3 separate regions of the Mus musculus genome follow, and regions 2 and 3 are each linked to region 1. The links are chromatin loops, found by intact Hi-C in ENCODE. Cell type or tissue: left cerebral cortex. All regions are shown on one strand.

What was found. Hi-C counts contacts between places; a loop is a spot of excess contacts. Peaks named below come from ENCODE experiments on the same cell type or tissue, not always from the same donor. Only the 100,000 strongest peaks of a DNase experiment are listed, where the experiment ranks them.
Region 2: a loop joins it to region 1, with 3 times the contacts of the local background. A loop is called at or near these places in 12 of 42 quality-filtered maps.
Region 3: it touches region 1 in a loop (2.0-fold over the local background); 4 of 42 quality-filtered maps call a loop at or near these places.

Annotation. Positions count from the first base shown.
Region 1 is chr1:134,633,478-134,641,477 of GRCm38, reverse strand. No RefSeq gene overlaps it. Among named protein-coding and RNA genes, the nearest start is that of Syt2, 72 kb to the left of the region's middle. In left cerebral cortex, CTCF peaks have their summits at 2,773 (motif pointing left) and 4,593 (motif pointing left); DNase peaks (open chromatin) are centred at 3,207, 4,585, 4,939, 5,619 and 2 more places; H3K27ac peaks cover 241 bases.
Region 2 is chr1:134,825,749-134,833,748 of GRCm38, reverse strand. The region is part of intron 18 of Ppp1r12b (protein phosphatase 1, regulatory subunit 12B); the gene reads left to right. Among named protein-coding and RNA genes, the nearest start is that of Gm32670, 55 kb to the right of the region's middle. In left cerebral cortex, a CTCF peak has its summit at 3,992 (motif pointing right); a DNase peak (open chromatin) is centred at 3,988.
Region 3 is chr1:134,700,417-134,708,416 of GRCm38, reverse strand. It overlaps a transcript of Syt2 not described here. Among named protein-coding and RNA genes, the nearest start is that of Syt2, 4.9 kb to the left of the region's middle. In left cerebral cortex, a CTCF peak has its summit at 3,328 (motif pointing left); DNase peaks (open chromatin) are centred at 3,031, 3,299 and 7,573; H3K27ac peaks cover 1,128 bases.

The DNA.
Region 1 (8,000 bases):
AGAATTCACACACCAGATCCTTGATTTTTCTTGGAAAGGCAACTGAATCAAAGGCACTGAAGGCATTAAGTTTAGGACAACTCTGGAGTTAGACTGAAGAGCTTGTGAGGCCCCTCCCCCGATGGCCTCTAAAAAGATGTCCTACGCGGAAGGAGATGGAGCCCTATGATGTAGCACTTCTCTAGGAACTAATAAACCTTGGCCTTGAGCCCCCAACACTGACAGATCAAAAGCCAGGAATGGCGCTGTTCTTGTAATCCTAGCGTTTTGCCCAGTGAGGTGGGAGGATTTCTTGGAGTTCAAGACCAGCCCTGAGCTACACTTAAGTAAGCTCCATCCCAACCCGGGTTACAGAGCGCAACCCTCTCTCTAAAACCCACTAACTAAATCAAAACGGCCACAGGCAGTGTGGGCTTCGGGGAGGAGAGGACGCTCACCAGTTTCAGTTCTGTAGTCTGATGTGTGAGTTTGAATCTCAGCTCACCTCTCAGTCTGTGAGGCCCTGGGTTCATTTAGAAGTGATGGGAACCGGTAAGCACGGACGTTTAGGAATTGTTCCATAAGTGCCAGGCAACATCATGACTACTTCTAGATCTGGTCTAGATCCAGTAGGTCACTAAGTCTTAGAACTCTCCACATAATTTGCCTCAGAGAAGTTGTCTTTGCAGAGGAATGTCAGTGAATCTAGAAGCCCAGAGACTACTGGCTGGGGGAAGATTAAGGTTGGAACACCCTGGGCTGGCCCTCTGCTCCTCCCCACAGCCGGGACACTGTATTTCTACGGCTATGTGTGCAGCTCAGGCTCAGCAGCACGGCAGCCTGCAAGGTAGGTCTCTTACCTGGGTGTGGAGCAGACCAGGTGCTCGTGACCCAGGAAGATTCTGACACGAGAGTGGCCTACTGGGACCCAACCTGCATGGTACTAAGGGTCCCTTCCCAGGTAGACTTTTGCTTGGACACTTCTGTTCCTTACAGGGCTTCTGATTTTCTTAGATTGAGTTACTTTTTGCCGAAAACTCGATAACCAAAAAAAAAAAAACGGGCCCAGGCACAGCCCCAGGCACTTTGTTCACAGTGGTGAAGGTGTCTGGAAGCTGAGTGGCAGAGCAGGGCTGCCACTCCCCTGCCATAGCCCCAAGGGCAGCATGTGACCTACCTACCCTCTGAAGCAAGACACCTGGGCCTTATAGGGTCTCTTGAACTACATTTCCAGCTAGAATAAAATGCTCATCCAGCTTAAGGAAAAAAAAATGTTCCCTAAGAGAAAAGCTTTTGTAAGCCTTACCCATCGAGGGGTGGGGAAGGAACCCCAGTGCCCAGCAGAATGCCAGGATCTGGATCAGGGTTCTCTTGCTACCTCTGTGTACCAGCTGGGTGGCCTTTCCCAACCTCTGGTTCTTTTTGTTTGAGGCAGTCTCACAGTGTATCCCAGGCTAGCCTAGTAATACTCATGATTCTTTTGTGCCAACGTCCTTTTGGTCCAGGGCTGGCCAATTTAGCCTTATCAATTGATTCTCAATTTCCTCACCTGAAAACCAAGACAACCTCATTGAAAGTCATGAGGACTTTAAGTTGATACAAAGTAGCCACGGCACAGACTGTCCCACACTCTACACGTTGTACTAGCTTCCTCTCATTACCACCACAAATGCCGTTTCAAACGCCTCTTCCTCAGCCTTCCCCAAATCCACATCACGCCCCTGCCACCCCTTTATGAGTACTTGAGCTAGCTGGTGAGACCATTTCCACCCTCCTCTACTCCTGCTACCCGGAAGGTTGGCATCCACTCTCAGTATCAGACTCCTCCTGAGCCAAGCCCTGGCACCACCCACTGTCAATGCATCTGATCTAAAACGGTACTTAAGGGAGCCAACCTGACAGGGGGAGAAGCAGATAGACTGTGTAGCCGGGAAGGCTTTTTTATAGACTTTCTGGATACTCTTAGGCAGCTTTCTATGTGTAGCTGAATGGGAGCTCAAAGTTGCAATCTTCCTGCCAAAGCCTCTAAGAACCTGGATGCCAGGCATGTGCCATCATTTCCAGCGTCCCCCTGAGGATCTTGGATACCAATCTCATTTTGTGTGTAGGCCTGAATCCTTCCTTAGCAAGGTCACACAGCTAGTTTAACAGTGACACAGTTCCTGTCAATTCAATGTTTTGCCTTTCAAAGCTTTGTTCTTTCTTCTAAGTTCCATTATGTCTAGTACAGCAAGAACTCAAGACCTAGACATGGTGGTACACATAATCCCAGCACTCGGGAGGCAGAGGCAAGCAGATCTGAGTTCATGGCCAGTTTGGTCTACACAGCGAGTTCCAGAATGGCCAGAGCTACATACACAGAGAAAACCAGTTTCAAAAACAAAACACAATGAATGAGCAAGGAAACTAAGATCTATATGCACAGCACCTCCAATGCTAAACCATGTTTTGTAAGAGTTCATGAATCAGTGCAGCTGTCGTTCCCCCCCCCCCAACCGAAAATACAGGAGATGCTTAACCTGCTGGGCACACACACAGCTGGCGTCGTTAGCTTAGCAGCTGATTTCTAGCAATTGGTGAAATACAAATTCAAACCCTGACCTTTCATCTTAATCCTACAACCCAATCCTCCTCCCGGTGCCACACTATAGAAGACAGATCCTGGTGTCCAACTTAGAGCTAAGGATTGTAGTGACCTTGAGCACCTCAGTCTACCCCGCCTTCCCTCCTGTGGACCCAGCTCCAGCCCTGGGAACTAGGAAAGTAACTCAGTCCTGCCCTCTGCTGCCCTCTTCTGTTGTGCGCTAAAAGTTTCCTGCGACTTCTTCAAAAGCTGGAAAACAGCCTACTCTTCTCCAATCGCGCACGCTGCCAAATGGCTTCACTGCATTAGATTCTAAGTAGAAGTAACTGTGGTTGCTGTTAAAGGAAAAAAAAAAAAGAAGATTCTTAAGAGATGGCCTTCCACATCAGAACACTGGAGTGCTATCCAAGTTTCTGGCAGATGTAGAAGACAGACATGTTCAGTCCGAACTGTATAAAGTTCATGATTAAGGGCATAATTTTTGCCATCAAAATCCCATCCTTGGGCCTGAAGAGAAGGCTCAGTGGCTAAGGGTTCATCCTGCTCTTCCAGAGGACCCGGCATCTCCCAGCAGACACACTAGCCAGCTTACAGCTGGCAGGAGATTCTACTTCCTTTCCTAGCTCCTGAAAGCACCGCCCACATGTGGCATACATTCTCACAGGCATCTTTAAAAATCCCCAGGGCTGGAAGGGTGGATGACTCTGTGAGCACGTATTTACTCTTCCAGAGAACTGAGTTCCATTCCCAGCATCCCTGTGTGAGGGGGCTCATGGCTGCCTGGAACTCCAGGCCCAGACAGGTCTTCTCTGGTGCCCACACTCACACTTTTTTGTTTTTAATGACCCACTCTGGAGCTGGAGAGAGATGGCTCAGTGATTAGGACCACTGATTGCTCGTCCACAGGACACAGGTGCAATCCCCAGCACCCATGATGGTTCACAACTGTCTGCAACTCCAGTCCCAGACACATGGCGCACAGACACACATGCAGGAAGAACACCCATACAGGAAGAAAATAAATTTTAAAAAATATCCTACCTTACCTACAAATACTTTGTATTACAAGTATTAATCGCATGTAAATCTGTAAGAATCATGTCTGCTCGGCAGTGATACAAAAGTGTTTTTCTAAAAACTCAACAGTGGCCAATGAGACAGTGGGTTTATGGTTTTGCTGTTGTGCCTGACAACCAGCATTGGACCCCTGGACCTACATGGCAGAACCAACTCCCCCACATTGCCCTGACCCCTCAACTCATGCACTCACATGCAAATGCAACAAAACTTTGTTGAGACACAATAGAAATATGAAGTAAAAAGCAGCCTGAGAGCTGGTGTCTTGCTGCACATAGTTCTACCCCAGTTCTTAGTGTTACCGTTCTTAGCAATGGCTTCCCCGGGCTCACTCTACAGGCTGGCCGGCAGAAAGAAAGTCATCATCTCCTGTTTGCATCCCTAAGACCCAGCAGATTTGGATTCAGCTAAGTGCCCACTGCCCTCAATCCTCTTCCAGTGAAGACGGTTCTGGGGGAAGAACAGTGAGGTTTCCCGCGAGCACACCAGCCCAACCAAAGCCAGCCACCCACAGCAAGAAGACCTCTTTCTCTCACCTTTGCTCTCCCTGGGGTCAGTACATAAACCTACCCTAAGTTAGAACTATCATCAACTTGACAGGGAGTAGAATCACTTGGAGGCAAATCTGTGAGCAGCTTCTCTAGATTGCTGAATCAAATACAGATGCAGCCTGACCTCCAGCTACTGCTGCTGCTGTGGCTTCCCCACCATGTCAGACTTTACTCTCAAATGAACTCTAACTTCCGTGTGCAGACATCTTGCTGCAACAAAGCAATGAACTGATCCAGTGCACAGTATTTTCTCCCCTAGAAAGTCCTGGAGCCTTTAAAACTGCTGATCTTATTGAAAGTTGCCCAAACTAGTGTTTTTCTGCTTTTGGCCCCTAAACAGGATGAACCCAGAAAAATACCAAAAGGCTCCATAACACTCAAGGAAACAAAATAGCACTATCTGGTGGCCACCGCTGGAGTAGCAGACAGAAGACAGGCTGTCATTCTGAGAAATGAGCAGTTGGGCAAAGAGCTTTATCAGATTCACTACCTCATCCCTTCTCCAGCCTCAGCCACCCCCACCCCCACCCCCTACCCTTTATTTCCCGACACTACTCCACTTGATTCAGTGAAAAGTCCTGTTTGCGTTTGCTTGTTCAATGGATGGAGAGGGGAGGATGTAGTGATAGAAACAGAGCAATGAGATAAGCAGGAGCCTAAAAGCCTCCATGACCTATGTCAGTTTTCCAAGGCATGACAACTACTAAAAGCTGGTACCCAGGACTTACTTGCTTCCTGCCTGTGAGTAGCCATGGCAACAGTACTGGGCATGTATTCTCAGCATCAGTGAGGCAATGGAATCAGAGCAGGAGGCATTCGTTCAACACAGAGGGCGGCCATTTCAAGACTTACATGTGACCACTAGATTCTTCTCTGAAAGTCTCCTCACACCAGGACCATACACACAATGGTTGGCCGGTACCTGTAGGTTGAACCCTAGGGCATATGCCCACCATACTCAGATGAAGCAGGCTCACCAAACCTCATGGACAATATTCTTATTTCTCTGGAACCTGCAGGAAGTCCTAGGCAAGAAGTGGGACAGAGCAAAATGTTCTTAGAATAGACCCAGTCCCAAAGTTGGCCCTGCTAGGAAGGACTGTTAATCTTTGGGTTCCACATGCTGCACCACTTGCTCCTTACACTTGGTTTGAGTTTGGCGCTAAGTGACCACCACCTTGAGCATGGGAAGTACACTTTCAATTGCAGCAGGAAAGCTATAGGTGACTAGCACTTGTCTGAGAGCTTAGGGTGCCTTGCAAGTTTTGACTGGCTTGGAAACACCAAACAACTCCCAGGCACCTGGGACTACCTTTAATGACACCCCTCCACTTCCCCAGTCGACTATGCTCATGGTCATTGCCTAGAGAGCACTTAAGAGCCTGCATAGGCCCTCATCCCATATCAATTTCAAAGTATAATGAATACACATGGTTATGATGTAGGCTAAAATTAGATGCACATTTCTCCTTTTATCGTTTGCTGTCAGACCAGCAGCCCCGATCGTTTGTCCAGTCCAGTACGCTCACAGCAGAGCAGATGGGAAAGCACCGGCAGGGCAGCTCAGCACTGTTCTACCTCTAGCATGAGGCTTGCCAGGGACTAGCAAACCGATGGTCCACCTTACACTGGAAGGTAAGTGTGTAAGGTAACTATGTTTCTATAAAACAGCCTTTCTGTACAACAGCCCTGTGGTCTCTACTCACCTGAAACAGACCATAGGATGTCACTAATGCCATCCCTGTTGAAAGCAGGTTATTCAAACATTCACCACACACGACCTCACCCACCACAGCCCTCTACCCTTTTTCTCAGAACTCCAACCTGGAGTGGGATTATTACTTCTGCTGCTGGCTGGCTTGACACGTCTCATCTATACTGATGAAAACGTGCAGGAACATTTGTATGTGCTATTTATACATGAAATTTGTTTACAAAGTCTGCAAATACCTTACAAATTGATTATAGCTTAAAAATGGATTTACAACAGCATTGCGTTTTGCTTAGAATGTTTTAAGCAGCATTTTCTTTACAAGTTACACATGAAATCTCTCGAAGTTGAGAAACTTGGGCCACAGGCAAAGGACTGAGGACAGAAGGCCCAAACGGGGAGAAGCCATAAACTCCGGTGTTTCAGTCACGTTGAGGAAGGATGGCTCCAAATGCAGCCAGCCCATAACATGCTGACGATGGGGTCTTCAATGCTCTCTTCCGAAACTCTTCAACAAGCAATATTCCAGATTCTATTTCTGCAGCATTGTGGCAGAAGGAAACCTTTTCTTCTGATGTTTCTGGAAACCAAACCTAAGGCCTCTCTCTGGTCCTTGGCAAGTGGTTTTCCCGAGTTTCATCCCAGCTCAACAGAACATTTTAATATATGCTGACTAGCTTATGTCAGCTACTACTGCTCAGCTCTGGCTTCATGCTTTGTGCCCATTTAAAATACCTGCTGTCCAATACACCTCCTGTTTCATGTATATAGGAATCTATTAAGAGTCAAATTACATGAACAACCCTAGGCAGGACTGGGCCCAGTAAAACATCCATGGGCACCAAAAACTTCTCCATGTCCATCCCAAGACACAAGCAGGTCTTCTAAGTCTGCCAAATATCCATTGCACAAGGCCTCAGGGCTGGCAATGGCTCGTGGGGAAAGGTGCTTGTTGCAGAAGCCTGGTTAGGGTGGGAGATAATAGAGTCCACGGGACTTTTACTTATGGTACGGCCCTGCTGAGAGGCCCAGTTTCTACCACGGCCACAGAAATGAATACTGTTTATTCAGCTAATCACACACTAATCACCCACCAACACTGTTTGCACTTTGTCCCCCAGGATGGCTGCGGCCCCACAGTCCTCTTGACCCAGCATCCTAGGTGCTGGGATTACAACCCCACTTTCAGCGGTGGGCAGCCTGGATGTATCTTAGTCATTCTACCAAACCAGAAGCTATTAACCCCTCTCTTTCCGTGTTTTGATTTTTATATAGGCTCATGCTACTTAATCCAAGTGGACCTTCAACTGAGGCAAAATCCGGGATTCCATGCTCAGTGACAGAATGAAGGTTTGTAGTTTTGTCCGCCATTAAAACTGGAACTTCACTCTCTCTGGTCTAGCTAGTAGACTTCTCTAGTCTATCTGCCCAATCTGCCATCGTCTTCCTGACTCAGGTGCTAACTCCAGTCCTCTCTCCTGCAGGGCCTCTTAAGGTAGAAACTCAGTGGCTATTTTACTTTACCTTCTTTCTCCATTTATCCAGCATTCCTCCATGGCAGTGGTTCTCAGCCTTCCTAACGCTGTGACTCTTTAACACAGTTCCTCAGGTTGCGGTGATTCCTGACCATAAAGTTATTTATTCCACTGCTACTTCATAACTGTAACCTTGCTTCTGTTTGTATTTTTGTATTGTATTTTTGGAGACTGGTTTGCCAAAGGGGTTGTGACCAACTCATTAAGAACCACTACTCTAAGGTATCAGCAAGCTTCAAAGCTAACATAGTAAAATGTGTTCTTTTTATAAAACCTTAGCTTCTGTCAGGCACACGGGTGGCCTGAGTTGAAACTGGATGTCTTCAGTGTGTGCAGTGTTGGTACTGCACAGGGTAGGATGCACTGGCAAAGCTGAAGCAATCCCAGGGTTCATTTCATTTTACACAGCTGACATTTCAGACTTGGTATCAACACATACAAACAAACCATGATTCCCACTTGGGAAGGGGATGGTTCTATCTCCTATCATATCAGCAAATCTGCTAATATCAGATACACATGATACACAAGGCTTACACAAAGAAAAGCTGGTGAGGGCGCAT
Region 2 (8,000 bases), 190 kb before region 1:
AATCAGCTAGCTCATTTTACCGATATAGCCATAAGTAGTAAATCATCATTGTTCTACCTAAATAGTTAAGATCCCAAACAGTAGTTGTATGGTGGCATGTGCTTATAATCCTTTATGAGTCTGTGGTAGGAAGAGCACAAGTTTCTTACTTTTGGGGTGTGCGTGTGCGTGTGTGTGTGTGCGTGTGTGTGTGTTCCTATGTTGGGGATAGGTGTGGATACATTTGCATATGTGTGCACAGGCTCCATGGAGACCTGCAGAAAAGATGTTCTATAACAACAAAATCTGCCTTGTAATTCCTAGGATCTAAATGGAGAAGACCAAAGCCTTCCACCTTTAATCATTTGCAAAAGGATTTCTCACTGAACATGAAGCTCATTAATTACTTTAGAGAGCTGGTTAGCAAATTTTATGAATCCTCCTGAATTCTACCCCACCTCAAGTGCAGAGATTATAGGCATACAGTGCTGTGTCTGACCTTTTTAGATACTAAGAATCTGAACAGATCTACTTTACCATTTAAGCCATTCACTAGCTCCTATATGGCAAATTTAAGGCCAGAATAGGCTATATAGAGAGAGAGACCTTGTCTCAAATGGGAGGGGGAAGGCTAATTAATAATAATATAAGTAAGAATTGTCTTCCTTGATTGATGTTGAGGCTATGTTACAAAGATAAATTATGTTGTTTCAAAATACACAGAAAAATTGTGTGTGTGTATGTGTGTGTGTGTGTGAGAGAGAGAGAGAGAGAGAGAGAGAGAGAGAGAGAGGCAGAGAGAGAGGCAGAGAGAGAGAGAGACAGAGAGAGAGAGACTGCATGTATGCCAGCAACTTTCTTCTTTAAGGGATTTGGAAAGGCCTTTAAAAAGAGGCAGAAAGGTTCCTTTGGGAAATTGTGCTTAAACCAAGAATCTGAGTAATAGATTACAAAGCACTGGAAAGGCCCAGAATCCCCATAGAGTTAGTACAGGCCATTTAGATCCTAGGAATTACAAGGCAGATTGTGTTGTCATAGAACATCTTTTGCCAGTAAAAAAAAAAAAAAAAAATCTCTCTCTGTAGTAAACTTCTTGGCACTGGAAAATCTTAGCCTAGGGTACATGAAGTAAGAAGAATTAAAAGTGATCTTGATATAGCGCTTAGAGAATTTCTTTTAGGAAATTTCCTCTTAGAGCATTTCATTTTAAGACTGTTGAATTAAATCCATGGAGAAGACTTTCTGATCTGTGTAGAAAAGCATGGGCTACTAAGGCTTGACACAAAAGTTATTTGTCAGGTAAAGAATATCCCATTTATCCAATCATTTGTGGCATCTACTAGTGTTTCCCATATATCAGGTAGACTCCAGTGTTAATCTAAGCAAACAGTACCTCTAGCTGGATATCTAGGTGTCTTAGTTTACACTGCTGGGAAGAGACACCATGCCCAAGGCAACTTTTATAAAGGACAATATTTCATTGGGGCTGACTTACAGGATCTGAGATTCAGTCCATTTGCATCATGGCAAGAAGTATGGCAGTGTGCAGGCAGACATGGTGCTGGAGGAGCTGAGAATTCTAGATCTTTATCTGAAGGAAGCCAAGAGCAGACTGCCTCCAGGCAGCTACAAGGAGGTCTCAAAGCCCACCCCCACAGTGATGCACTTCCTCCAACAAGGCCACACCTCCTAATAGTGCCACTCCCTGGGCCAAGCATAGTCAAACCACTGACACTAGGGTTGGCCCAAGCACTTGCCAAGAGGTGCCATTTCCCTGCTCTACCTGGAGTTCTGCAAAGGAAAGGCTACTGCTGAGTCAGCCTAGGTGAGGCTGCCTTTAATAGTCTTGTGTTTGCATATTCCATTACTTGGTGTCCAGTCTCCTTCCTAGCTCACTCTTTGCTAATTCTAGTCAGCATTTCCCATATGGGCTCACAGAAGAAATACTTAGTAATGACCCAGAATAAATTGTTACGACCCTACCTAAAGATAGTCAGTAGTATCTAATTACTCTTAGAACCACACTCTCTCTCTCTCTTTCCTATAACATATTGTCCCTCCATTAAGCAGTAAAGTTGACTGGGCTCCACAGCATCCACTGTGCTAGTCAAAAAGGGGGACTTGCTATTGAGGTCGCCCTGTTGCTAATCAGTGTGGATATTGCTGAAAAGCCAGGGCAGTTCTTCCCTCCTTGGCTTTGGTTCAGTGAAACTGTATCTACTATTGAGGCTGTACCAGCTCTTCTCTCCTTCTCTATTGGCAATACTTATTGTCTTTAAAGGTGACCTCCGCCCCAAGACTCTGACATCTGTTTGTCAACTGAAATGTCATTTATAGCTAATAAAATATGTAAATGTAAAATGTACCATGTAAGGAATCTTGACCTATACCTACCAGGGTAACTGCCACCTGACAGGGTATGTAACCTTCATCCCTCATAAAGTTTTCTGTTGTCCATTTTCAGCCAATTCTTTGATGCAAAATAAGACCATTTTTCTGATTTTTCACCATAGTGTTATATGGACACATTCAGTGATATTTAATTTTAAGAAAGAAACTTCAGTAGTTATTATCTCTACCATATGTCTCCACTTGGGATTAGAGCAAGATGATTCTCAGTCTATATGATTCTTTCCTCTCTTTTTAAATATTTAGGAAGATCCCTTAGTGTCTGGCCACCTGCCAGTAGCACCGTATGGCTAAGAAGGCCATCTGTGTGACCTGAGCTCTGCTGATGTCACTAAAATCCATCCCCTCTTTTTTTTTTTTTTTATGGTTTTTTTGAGACAGGGTTTCTCTGTGTAACCCTGGCTGTCCTGGAACTCACTTTGTAGACCAGGCTGGCCTCGAACTCAGAAATCCACCTGCTTCTGCCTCCCGAGTGCTGGGATTAAAGGTGTGCGCCACCACGCCCGGTTCCATCCCCTCTTTTAAGTACTGATGAAATTGTAACCAAGATTTATTTACATGAAATTCATAGCCAAGAACAGTGCAGATGTTTTCTCATGCACAGAGTAGATGATGAAGAAGACAGTCACATGTTATTGTTCTTGTGTCTGTAAAGAATACAATAAGAAGTCTACAGACCTTGCTTAATAAGTAAATAAATGGTCACAACCAACTCCACTGGTAAATCCACCAGCTAGAGAAACTGCCAAAGACTGTGTAACCTGAAAGCTTAGTTCCTCCTTGTTTAAACAGTTCAGTTTCATAGCTGCATTAGGTAACAGGTAGTCTCTGGAAATCTTTAGATACCTTGTCTTACTAAGTCAGAAACCCCTGGATTAAAATGTTAATATGAATGCCTGTATTCCAGAGTGTGCGTGATGTTTTCTATAGAGCAGTCCCTCTCCATCCATGGGGAATGAATGCCTAAAACCCCCAGGGCTGCCTAAAATTGAAAGTAGAGCTGTACGTTCTGTGCTGTGCTTTCTCTTGTGCACCTCTGATTTTAGCCGACAAGTTGGTCAAGATAAGCAGCAATAAAATGGAATATTTGTAGCTGTATACTGAATAAAATGAACATCATTACTCTTATATTGCAGGATATCACTTAGTAAAATAAGGGTGACTGGAGCACAGGCACTGGAATCTTGATGCCTTTGAAGTTGAGCTGATTGCTAAGAAGGCAGGACAGAGCAGGATTGTGTGAGATTTTAACACACACGTTTTAAAATGTATGAGTTGACTAGTCTGGAATTTCCACTTAATATTTTCAAGACAGTCTGACTATAAGTAGCTAAACCTAAGCAAAGCTAAACTGCAACAAAGGTCTGAACGGCTGTTGTGGTGGGGGCAGGCCAGAGTGTCAGTGGCTACTGTGGTGGGGTCACCCTAGAGTATCCGCTCTGGACAGAGCAGCCAGAGGAACAGTGCTTGGATCCTTTCCATCTGTTCCTGCCTTCATTTCTGGCCTGTCTTTTCCTTGACATGAAGTTTGCTTGTTTTTCCTCATCTGCTGTTGTGGGCGGCAGTAGGTTTCCCAGCCCAATCCTGTTGTATCATTGACTTTATCACTAGAGGGCACAAGTAGTCAGCAGAAAAGACTTTAGTGAGCAAGCAGAGTCATGCCCTAAAAAGAAGCAGGCAGAACCAAAGACAGATTGCTTTTGTTCTACGGGACTTGTTGAAGAAGCTTATTCAGTACAGTAAAGACATTTCCCTTGTAACTTTTTGTATCATGAGTTACAAGATAATTCAGAGGTAACTTGGTTCAAGAACCTACTCTCATAGTTAAGAAAACTAAGGCCTCCACAGCCAGCATCTGCTGATACCTGAGTTTTTGATCTTAGCCATTCTGACTGCTGTGAGGTAGAATCTCAGGGTTGTTTTGATTTGCATTTCCCTGATGATTAAGGATGTTGAACATTTTTTTAGGTGCTTCTCAGCCATTTAGTATTCCTCAGTTAAAAATTCTTTGCTTAGCTCTGTACCCCATTTTTAATAGGGTTATTTGGTTTTCTGGAGTCCAACTTCTTGAGTTCTTTATATATGTTGGTTATTAGCCCCCTATCTGATTTAGGATTGGTAAAGATCTTTTCCCAATCTGTTCGTTGCTGTTTTGTCTCATTGACAGTGTCCTTTGCCTTACAGAAGCTTTGCAATTTTATGAAGTCCCATTTGTCAATTCTTGATCTTACAGCACAAGCCATTGCTGTTCTATTCAGGAGTTTTTCCCCTGTGCCCATATCTTCGAGGCTCTTTCTCACTTTCTCCTCTATAAGTTTCAGTGTCTCTGGTTTTATGTGGCGTTCCTTGATCCACTTAGACTTGAGCTTTATACAAGGAGATAAGAATGGATCAGTTTGAATTCTTCTACATGCTAACTGCCGGTTGAGCCACCAACATTTGTTGAAAATGCTGTCTTCTTTTCACTGGATGGTTAGATAGAGGAACACTCCTCCATTGCTGGTGGGATTGCAAGCTGGTAATCAGATTGCAAGTCTGGAAATCAGTTTGGTGATTCCTCAGAAAATTGGACATAGTTCTACTGGAAGATTCAGCAATATTACTCCTGGGCATATACCCAGAAGATGCTACAACTTGTAATAAGGACATATGCTCTACTATGTTCATAGTAGCCTTATGTATAATAGCCAGAAGCTGGAAAGAACCCAGATGTCCCTCAACAGAGGAATGGATACAGAAAATGTGGTACATTTACACAATGGAGTACTACTCAGCTATTAAAACCAATGAATTCATGAAATTCTTAGACAAATGGATGGATCTGGAGGATATCATCCTGAGCGAGGTAACCCAATCACAAAAGAACACACATGATATGCACTCACTTATAAGTGGATATTAGCCCAGAAACTCAGAATACCAAAGATACAATTTGTAAAACACATGAAACTCAAGAAGAAGGAAGACCAAAGTGTAGATACTTTGATCCTTCTTAGAAGGGGGAACAAAATACCCATGGAAGGAGTTACAGAGACAAAGTTCTGAGCAGAGACTAAAGGCATGACTATCCAGAGACTGCTCCACCTGGGGATCCATCCCACAAACAACCACAGAACCTAGATACTATTGCAGATGCCAACAAGAGCTTGCTGACAGGAGCCTGATATAGCTGTCTCCTGAGAGGCTCTGCCAGTGCCTGACTAATACAGAAGTGTATGCTCACAGTCATCCATTAGACAGAGCACAGGGTCCTCAATGAAGGAGCTAGAGAAAGTACCCAAGGAGCTGATGGGGTTTGCAGCCCCCTAGAAGGAACAACAATATGAACTAACCAGTAGCCCCAGAGCTCCTGGGGACTAAACCACCAATCAAAGCACACGGAAAGACTCATGGCTCTAGCTGCATATGTAGCTGAGGATGGCCTAGTTGGTCATCAATGGGAGGAGAGGCCCTTGGTCCTGTGAAGGCTCTATGCCCCAGTATAGGGGAATGACAGGGCCAGGAAGCGGGAGTGGGTGGGTTGGGGAGCAAGGAAAAGGGGGAGAGGATAGGGGATTTTCAGAGGGGAAATTAGGAAAGGGGATAACATTTGAAATGTAAATAAAGAAAATATATAATAAAAGAAAGGAAAGGAAAGGAAGGAAAAACTAAGGCCTGAAGATGCTAGTTACTTGGAGACATGAAATCTCTAGGTGATCCTGTGGCTTGCATCAGGGAACCTTTTTAGAGACAGTAGTAACACAGACCTGAAAATATGGCTTACGTTCTTTGCCATAACCCTGCCATTTGGATTTTCTAACTAGCTGGTTCCATGTTTGAATTGACTTGTTAGCAGCTTTGACCTCCTTGAGTGAAGGACCTTCAGAACTTGAAGGCTGCTCAGTGGGTAAGAGTCCCTTCACATAGGCCAGTGTCTATCTTGGTCAGGAAGTAAGAATTAACGTTCTTTGGTTAGGCAAGTCCACCCCCACCTGTAATTCCCTGAAGACGTTTTAGGAGAATCAGGTGATAGTCAATCTGAACAAATTCACTGAAACTTTGCCCTCTACGTGCGCAGTGGAGCTATCTTAATCCCGAACGGAACTAAGAGATTGAACCAACAGCCAATCTTTAAAGCATCCTTAATTTGTGAATTTGAGGTATCGACCTGTTCTAGATAACTGTTAGCCTGCTAGTGGAGAGATCTGTTGGCAGCGTGCTCTAAAAGAGGTAAACAATCTAATATACGTGCTTTCCAACAAAGTGAACAAGAGTACAACTTAACTTTGCTGGCAAGGCTTAGTTCTGAACGTTAACAAGAAATCAAAGTCGGGCACGGTGGCACCCAGCACTCGGGAGGCAGAGGCAGGTGGATCTCTGAGTTCGAGGCCATTCTGGTCTACAGAGTGAGTTCCAGGATAGCCAGGCTACACAGAGAAACCCTGTCTCATACAAAACAAAAACAAAAGAAAAAAGAAATCAAAGCCCCAGAAGTATCTCTAATGCTGACCACTAAGTACACTTGGTACTCTGTGCTGCTTCCCTTTGGTTGGGATCTTCCTGTTCTTTCTCTAATGCTCTTATGCACCATTTGTGGTCAGGCATTTTTCTAGATTCTGAGGATACAATGAGAAAAAGCCCTGTTCTTGTAGAATTTACTTTCCAATAAGAGAGACCTGCAGTGAATACATACTTAAATAGGTGCTAAGTGCATTGGAAAAAGACAGAATTGAGAGGAAAAGTGTTGTGTTGACAGGAGCTTCACGGAATAAATAGGGCAGTCAAGCTAGACTGTGTTGACAAAACAGGATTTGGGCATAAGGGATGGGACGTGAGAAGCTATATTGAACATAGGAGTGACAGTAGGGTGAAAGCAGAAAGAACTGCAGCCACAAAGACCCTGAGGCAGGTGTGCCTTGCGTGTTTGAGGACTGAAAACACAAGTGTGGCCTTGGCAGAATGAACAAAAGGGCAGACGAATGGACGATGTCACTGTGACAGCTTCAGTCTTGATTTGCAGATGTGGGTCTCTGGTGCAGGTTTTATCACACCTGAGTGATGTGTGTACATATGTTTTATAGATTCTGCTGCCATATTGAAGAACGTACTCTGAGGGGATACATCAGGTAGGAGTCTGGCTCCATAATACAGGAAAAGTGAAGGAAGCTTTAGGACCAAGCTGAGAGCAGAAAGAGTCTGAGGAGTTACATTCAGGATACATTTTGAAATTAGAACCACCTAGATTTACTGTCAGTTTGGATAGAGTATGAAGAAAGACGTGAAGGTGGACACGAGGGCTAAGTCATTTCTAAGAGTAGAGCCTCATAGCTGTGATGGAGAATGCTAAAGCAAGAACAAGTCTGGCAGAAGAAGAGCAGGCCTCTGCTGCCAGGTTTAGACGTGTGAGCTTACTGGGCTCAACTGACATAGCTTTACATGGAAATGTTAAGAGAGCATGAGTATGTACGTCTAGAGTTCAAAGTTAAAGGTCCAGGTGGGATTTCTAAACTTGGATGTCAGGAAACAAACAGATCATCTCTAAAACCATGGGATTGGATGAAGTTACCAGGAAAATAACTCCAGAGAAGGACAAAACCCTAGAGCACTCCAAAATTCAAAGCAAGAAGACTGAC
Region 3 (8,000 bases), 67 kb before region 1:
CCCTCGGTCCCCAACTCCCCTGCTGCTAAGACCTCAGCATCCCAGTCCCCAAGTGGAGTGTCCAGCTTACCCAGCCCAGCCCAGCCCACCTTTGCTCGTCTGGACTGGCTTGCTTGCTCCACCCTCTGCGGCAACACCTCTTTCTCTTTCCCTCCTGTTCTGTACACTCAAACAGGAATCAAGTTCAAGACCTGATGCAGGAAGTGATGAGGTGTGTGTGTGTGTGTGTGTGTGTGTGTGTGTGTGTGTGTGTTGTTGTTGTTGTTGTTGTTGTTGTTGTTGTTGTTGTTGTTGTTTTGTGTTTCCCATGGGCATACCTGGAAGAGACAGGAAATTACTAAACTACCATCAACCCCTTCTTCCTTCCCTCCCAGTCCTCACAGGCTGTAATGCTCCGGCAGGCAGCATGGCTGCTTTTTGTAGGGCTAGCGACTCAGTTTAGAATGGTGACTGCTTGCTGTAGGCCCGAGGCTACAGAAGAGCTGGTCTGGGGATTCCATGCAGCAGGGCTGGGCAGGAGCATGTCCCTGGACATCTGACAGGGGCTGCCCACAGTGCTGGGAAGGCTGTTCCCAGGTGTTCATTCTCCAGAGAGAAAGGGTGGCCTGGGGTCAAGAGCTCAAGGTCAGACTATAAGTAGTACTAGGAGTCTTCCCGTACCCATGCCTGCCCATGCCACCCCCAGATCTGAGAACTGCTCCCTGTGAGTGGGCAGGCTGAAGAAGTGTAAGGGGCCTGCTCCTCCACGGGGGTAACAGCACCCCTCTTTGATTTCCACCAATGAGGGAGGCTCAGTAGGTTGCATTCAGGTTAGACTGCAGGATTTCCTTTAGCTAAGCGTACCTAACAGCATCCTGCCTTAGGAGAACCCACACCTTCAGGATGGGAATGGGTAAATGTGATGATTCTCGGATGGATAAATGGGCACTACCACATGAATTGGAAGATGCCCTGGGCCTTCCTCAAAACTGCTGCCAGGCAGGAGGGTCTGAGGCAGAGATGGAGTCCGTCTATAAAGCTATGTCCACACTTTCTAGAAATACCTGTTATGTTCACAGACTGCCACCATGGGCCTGTCCCTTCCTGGGGTGGAGGGACAGTGGACTTCTATTGGTGGCATCTATGCAGATGGGGCAGGTCCTCTGAGAAAGGCATCTATAGTTGGCTCCCTTCCCTGGCAGGGGTGGTAACAATGAACCTTACAACTTTGATCTCTTAATCCATGTAGACCATCTCTGGAGGCTTCGGAGCAAGACAAGGCTATTTCAGGAGTCATGGTGGCTCAGAGGTGGGCCTTGTGATTCCGGATGCTGATCTTCCCTAATCCACATGGCCTGGGTACATATCTATACCTTCTCCCTCCTCCCTGTGCTCCTCCCATCCTTTTCCCACTCTCCAGTTTCAGCTGGTTCTGCCCTGGCCCACATCCCTGCTCAGATGTCTTCACTGCCCTGCAGGACCTGAAAGGACCATGCTCTGCCCTGTTCAGTACCTTTACACATGTTGCTCTCTCAGAGCAGGGCACGCTCTTTCCCCTCACAGTCTCACCATGTAGGCCACACCTCCAGCAGCTAGCCTCAGTGCCCTGCCCCTCCCCTTGTCCTTACCTGTTTCCATCCCCTTTATTCTGTCTTCTCCACAGGAGGCCTTCCTGTTGAGTCTGGCCTCCAGGCACAGAAAATCCTCAGCAAGTGTAGCCTTGAGGCTGAGTATCCAATGCCAAGACTGCCACACACCCATGACTGGACTTGACAGTGAAACCACTCCTAGCATCTTTCTCACCAGCAACATAGGAGTTTCACTATCAAACAGGGTTATTCGCCTAAGGATTGAGGGATGGGAGGTGTGAGGGAATTTAGGCAAGCTGTATAGGTGCTCACTCCCGCTGGTGAAGGAATCAAGCCATCCTCTGCCTTCAGCTTCTCCCTGGGCCACAAACTCCTCAGCTGCCATCACAGGCCACTTAGTGGCTCTTGAGTCCCTGACTTCTGCTCTAGACTTCCTGGGGAAAGTAGACTGCAACTAGGACCAGCTCTCCCACTCTGCACCTGGCTTCACCCCTGCGAGGCTATGACCTGTGTTCGCCCCGAGTTGGCCTCAGGTGCCAGCTCAAACCAGCCCAGCTCCAAACCACAGCCGCATGCCTTGGCCAACCCAGGAGTGGCCAGGGAAGGGGTAGGAGATTCTTGCTTCCTTCATGACCAAGGTCACTCCCAACTGAGTCCACATACCACAAGCAAAGTGGCTTTCCCCCTTCCAGTCCGATGGGATGGCAGCTCTAAGCCCCTCTCACATACACGGCGCTGCTGCTCGTTGCTTGCATCTAAGCAGCACACCCCTGCTTTTGTTTTCAGAGCTCCTGGATGGAATGAGGGATGGGGGATGAGGGATGGGGATCATTCACAGAAGGGGTACCCTGAAACCCACTCTGCATTCTCCCTGTTGCTACCCAGGTGTCCTCCTTCCTGTCGGAGGCACCTGAGGCTCCTCAGGAACACACCACAGCTGGGTCCCTGCAAAGTAGCTTGGGATTGCTGCACGCAGAGCAGAGGAAACCTTGCTGGAAATTAGCATCCCTAGGCTTCCCCTGAGCAAGGGGAGAGGGATAAGGGGAGCGGTGACGACACACTGGCCGGGTCCACTCCTCACTTCCCGACTGTCCAGACAAAGCAATAGTTCCCGTGCTTCCCTCCCAAAGAAAGACACAGAAATTAAGATTTCTGCAAAGAGTGTTAACTCCTGCAGTTGCCACTGTGACCATCTCCAGTGCTATCATGTTGTCCCTCCTTCCACCGATCCTAGTCACTGAGCCACTAGGGCAGCAGTCCCCAGGTCCATAAGCACCAGGCTTCACAGCTGAGAAAACAGAGGCTCAGAGAAGGCCAAGGACTTGCCTTGCTCCTGGCTCCAGAGTCAGGGCCCAAGGAATTCAAGGCCTGATCCGTGGGTTCCAACAGCCACCCACCTCCCGGGGAGGGAAGGGACTGTCCAAGACCATACTGCCAATTTTAGAGTCTTCCCATCATAGCTCCAGTACCAGCTGTACTCAAAAGACAGCATCGCCATGTCTCCCCAAGGAGAGCTTTTCCTAGACATGAGTAGCAATTCCCAGGCCACCTATGAAGATTCCGTGTTTGGCAGAGGGGCCTTGAAGAGGGAGAGCAAACTGGATCTGTACAGTGAGCCTCTCTCCAGAGAATGTAAGAAGCCAGGATGCCAGCCTCCCGCAGTTGTGGGAGAGACGACCCCTTCAGGTAAGCCTGCCCACCTGAAAGGGGTTGGGAGTGGGGGCTGCTCACGCACGGCGACCTCTATCGCCATCTGCTGGTCAGAACACGTGGCTTGCATGACCCCTTCCAGTACAGCTGGGTTTTTCCTACAGAGAATGCAGCCTGGAACGTTCTGTCCCACACTCTTTGGATAAGCATTCCTGAGGATGCTCTATGTACCACATACTCACTCTCCTAGGCCTGGGAACGGCATGCCGGAAGTCACAATTCCTACTAGCAGAGAACGGTCCATGAGCCGCAGGAAAGGGCAAGCCCATGGCTGAGGGTGCTTCCTTAGAAGCAGAAAGGCTGGCCCTCTGCGAACACGCCCAAGGCAGACAGCCTCTCACTGGGACTCAGAGATCCCCAGCCTCATGCACACGGTAGGAAGGAACAGGATGGGAAGGAACAGAATGGGACTCAAGCAGTGCCAGGGGCCTGAACTCAAAGGGCCTTGGAGGTCAGGTGGTGAGCAACAAGGCGCAGTCGAAGGCTTACGTCAGGGCTGGACTGGAAGGTGGGACAGCCAGAGAGCCCCAGACAGAGGAGAGCCAGTACTGCATTCGGATGGGAAAGGTGAAGCAGATGGCCTGTGGCAGGGCCATGCCAGTAAAAAGGCCGGGAGTGGGGTGGTGTGGCAAGAAGGCTCCCTGCTGACTGAGAAACTGCATCAGAAAGCAAGGGAGAGCCAGGCATCCAGGGCAACTTCTGGGACTCTGGAGTGTATCCCTGCAGCAGTGGTGGAGTCCGTCGCCCGAGTACAGGGAGACTGGAGTATGAAATTGGTTTGGGACATGCCCAGTTTAGAGGTCTAGACTGCATTCGGGGACCAGCCATCCTGCAGGAACTTGCACATGTGGATGTGGGGGTTCAGAAGCAGCTCTGAACGGGACACGTAGCCTTTGAAGGTCACCAACTCTTGAATCCTAGAGGGAAACCCATGCCCTAACTGGACTCTCTCCTGCATCTTGGAGCTCAGGTGCTGACTAACTCTCTTTCCCGTCACTCCTTTGAGTTTTGATTCCTAAGCCAGCAATGCAAGCTCTTAACTAACAATCCATGGAAATATGTCCCTTCCCAGTGCAGAATGTCCTTATCTTTTGCATATAATATATGGTTTATTATCTCAATGGCATCATTCGAACTGGGGAACAAACAAACAAAACCCCCTAATATCACCCTTTCCCAGAAGCCTCCAGCCAATGTGCTCTGATGAAGGCCCCTCCCCATGGCCCCTCCCCTTGGCCTTTCCCCCATGGCCCCTCCCCATGCCCCTTCCCCATGGCCCTTCCTCATGGCCCCTCCTGGTCAGGCCTCTGGCCCCAGTACTGCCCCAGTCTCTGCCCTGCCCACTCCCCTGCACTACTTCCTGATTCAATCAGTCAGCGCTCCTCACTCCCGTCCTCAACACCCAGACCTCATGAACTTCCTTCTGTTCTGTCCTTCACCAGTGTCCAGGGCTCTGTTGTGTATTGTGAGTTCTTTGCAGTTCCCCTCCTCACCCACACAGCATAGGCACACAGTAAACACTTCATCATCTTTGACTGCTGACCTTGTAGCGGAGAACAACAGGAACTATGAACTACTCTCCTCATAGTCTAGAAACAGAATCACTATATGTCCAACCCCTCTTCGGATAAGCACTGGACAAAACAGGGACCCAGTATCCAGAATAGAGGTGTGTGCTCATTTCTGGACATTGCCCTAGGTGAGCCTTGTCACTCTGTCACCATGGTGATACCCAACAGTGAAGTGGAGGTCCTGGGCTGGGAGGCAGGGACCTGGGATCTGGCATGCCACTGGCTCTGACTTGCTGGGTGACCTTGACTAAATCAGTCTCTCTTTGGGTCACATCTCAGCCTGTGTCTTTATCAGAAGGGTCAGTGCTCAGTAGTAAGATGGCCACTGGGACTTTCCCGGCATGAACTGCCTGCTTCTTGCCAGCCTCCTTCCACTCCAGCCTCCAAACGGGGAAATTAATTGAGTGTTCAGGTCTCTTCCCTTGCCCAGTCTCAGCCGAGCTTACTGGGAAATTAGGGTGACATTGGTGCAAATAATTGACTGTCTTTCCCAAAATGGTCTTCAGGCCCCGTTGCTTTAGCTGCTGCTTAAATAGATGAGCTAATTAAGTTAACTAATTGCTCCCAGGGTCTAATATTTCCAGTCACATGACCCAAGGAGACAACACTCCATGGCCTCTCTGCTGTCTGCATCCCCCCCCACCCCCACTGATGGGCCAGCTTCCTGCTGTGCTGGGGACCCAGCCACCGCACCCTGCACTCAGGCCAGCTCTTAGAAAAACCTTCCACCTGCCTCTGTCCACAGAGCCTGACTCAACTTACCTGCCAATTCCTCCATCTACCCAGCAACTTACGGTTAACGCTTAGCTGAGAAGTCACTGATAAGCAAAAGCGAACAAGACATTGTCCTCACAGAGTGCTTGGCTTGCATGCAGAGGTGACACCAGCCACTGACCGCACACACAGATACACGAATGCCATTATATCTGTCGTGCAACCAGTGATATAAAAAAAATATGGGACAGTGCTATGCAAAAAAGGGAAATCAAGAGGGGCTTCCTGGAGGAAGAACGGCTTGCTCTGATTTGGAGGCTGGACGGATATTAACAGTACAGTGAGGAAGAAAGTGTATTGTAGGCAGATTACTTAGATTGTGCATAACACATGAGATGCTAATACGGTGACTCTCAACCTGTGGACCTTGACCCCCGTGGGGTTGGCCGACCCTTTCATAAGAGTCGCCTAAGACCATTCGCATACCAGATGTTTAGATTACGATTCACAGCCGTAGCAAAATTACAGTTATGAAGTAGCAATGAAAATAATTTTATGGTTGTGGATCACCACTACATGAGGAACTGTATTAAGGGGTGCAGTCTTAGGAAGGTTGAGAAGCACTGTGCTAATAGCGGGATCAGGCTTTGGGGTTGGATTGGCTGTGAGGAGAGAGGAGAAGTGTCAAGAGGTGCTGGAGAGATGGTTCCGAGCAGACACAGCTCTTTCAGAGGACTGGAGTTAGATTCCCAGCACCCATAATCAAACAGCTGACAACTACCCTAACTCTAGACCTAGAGGGATCTGACACATCTGACCCCCTGTGGGCACCCTTACACAGAGACAAAACACATACTCATGACTTAAATAATAATAAAAACAGTTTTTTTCAGAAGTAACTCCTAAGGTACTAGCTTGTGGTTGGAAGACAGGCAGCAAGAGAAGAAGCAAGCATCTGGCCGCCTTGTGCTATTGTGCAAACTTAAGGGCAAAGGGGCTCTGAGTATGTCCTGCCCACACCTGCCCCTCCCACTCTATACCCAGTGCTCCCCTAGGATCCCAACTCATGGAAGCTGAAGGTCCAAGCCTGGGGCAGGGCCTGGACTAAAGTCCAGGAGGGGCTGCAGAAGCCCTTGGATGACTGAGCCAGGCCCTGGCCTGTGTCATCTGCGGTGCTAGAACTCAGTGTGGCAGAGGGGGGAGGGGGAGAGTGAGCTTTGGAACACTTACCCATGTGTACACCTCTGCATGTGTGTGCACATGCACGTGCACACACACACATTCATATTCACATGTACACATCCCTATGCCCATACATACATATATTTACACACATATGTATGCACATGCAAGAGGAAGGGGACACACCACACAAAGCCTGTTATCACCTCCTTGGCTGCCTTGAACAGCAGCTACTGGATGACTTCATTAGTGAGTCAGGAGGAAGCCGCTGACCCCCGCTGAGAGCCCTCAGGTTGGGTTTCCCTCCACAGGCTTCCATCCCTTTTTGCCTTCCCTCTGGGCTCTACAACCTGCTCTGCCCCAGCTGAGTGACCTTGGCTAAGCTGCCTTCTTCTCCTGTGGATAAAGGGCCTGGGGAAGACGATCTCTTAGCTCCCTTTCAGCCCGATGGTCCCCGGTTTGAATCTCTAAGCTGGGATGCTCTAAGTGGGTGGATGGAAAAGACACCCCCCCCCCACACACACACACACTTTTTATTTTGAGAGACCGCGGAGAGAATTAAGAGGGCCTCTAACTCTCAACGGTGTCCACAGTGGGCATACATGGGTCTTAACTGGAGGTTCTCTGAGTACAGGACACAAGGTAGGTAGCAGAGCTGCCCCCCAGCTTGGACCCCTGTCTGTTCCCCCTCCCCCTTCCCCTCCTCCTTCCCCTCCCCCTCCCCCAGACATTACCTCCCTACCTAAGTCTCTACTGTTACCTCCTGAGTACTGCCTGGGCAGTCCAGAGCTCAGTGGCCTGAGAGCCGGAGCCCTCTCCCCCACTCTAGGCTTCAGGGCTGTCACAGTGGCTGCCTGAGGGGGCGAGGAGGCAGCAGCCAAGCACTGGGAGAGTCCCTATGCTCTGCCGGGCAGCCTGCATTTCAGCCGCACTGCAATGCAGTAGTCCAATTTTTTTTTTTTTTTTTTGGTTGTTGATGTTAGTTTTTTATCCTAAAAGTCCTCGTTTTCTAGGGAAATGTGAAGCCAAATGCTTTCAAAAGGGGGTGGCCAGATTGCCTGGGAATATGTCAACTCCTTCCCATTAGGGACAGCAGCCTGTCCATGAAGAGCCCCTGGACCCTGCTCCTGGTCAGAGGAACAAGTAGCTGGTTTTTCCGTCCTAAAAGCCAGGCACAGACTGAACATAAATGTTTGTTGAATTAGAGCACTTTTGAGCTTCCAGGTCCCTGGGGCTGGGTCTTGAGGCTCCTCCA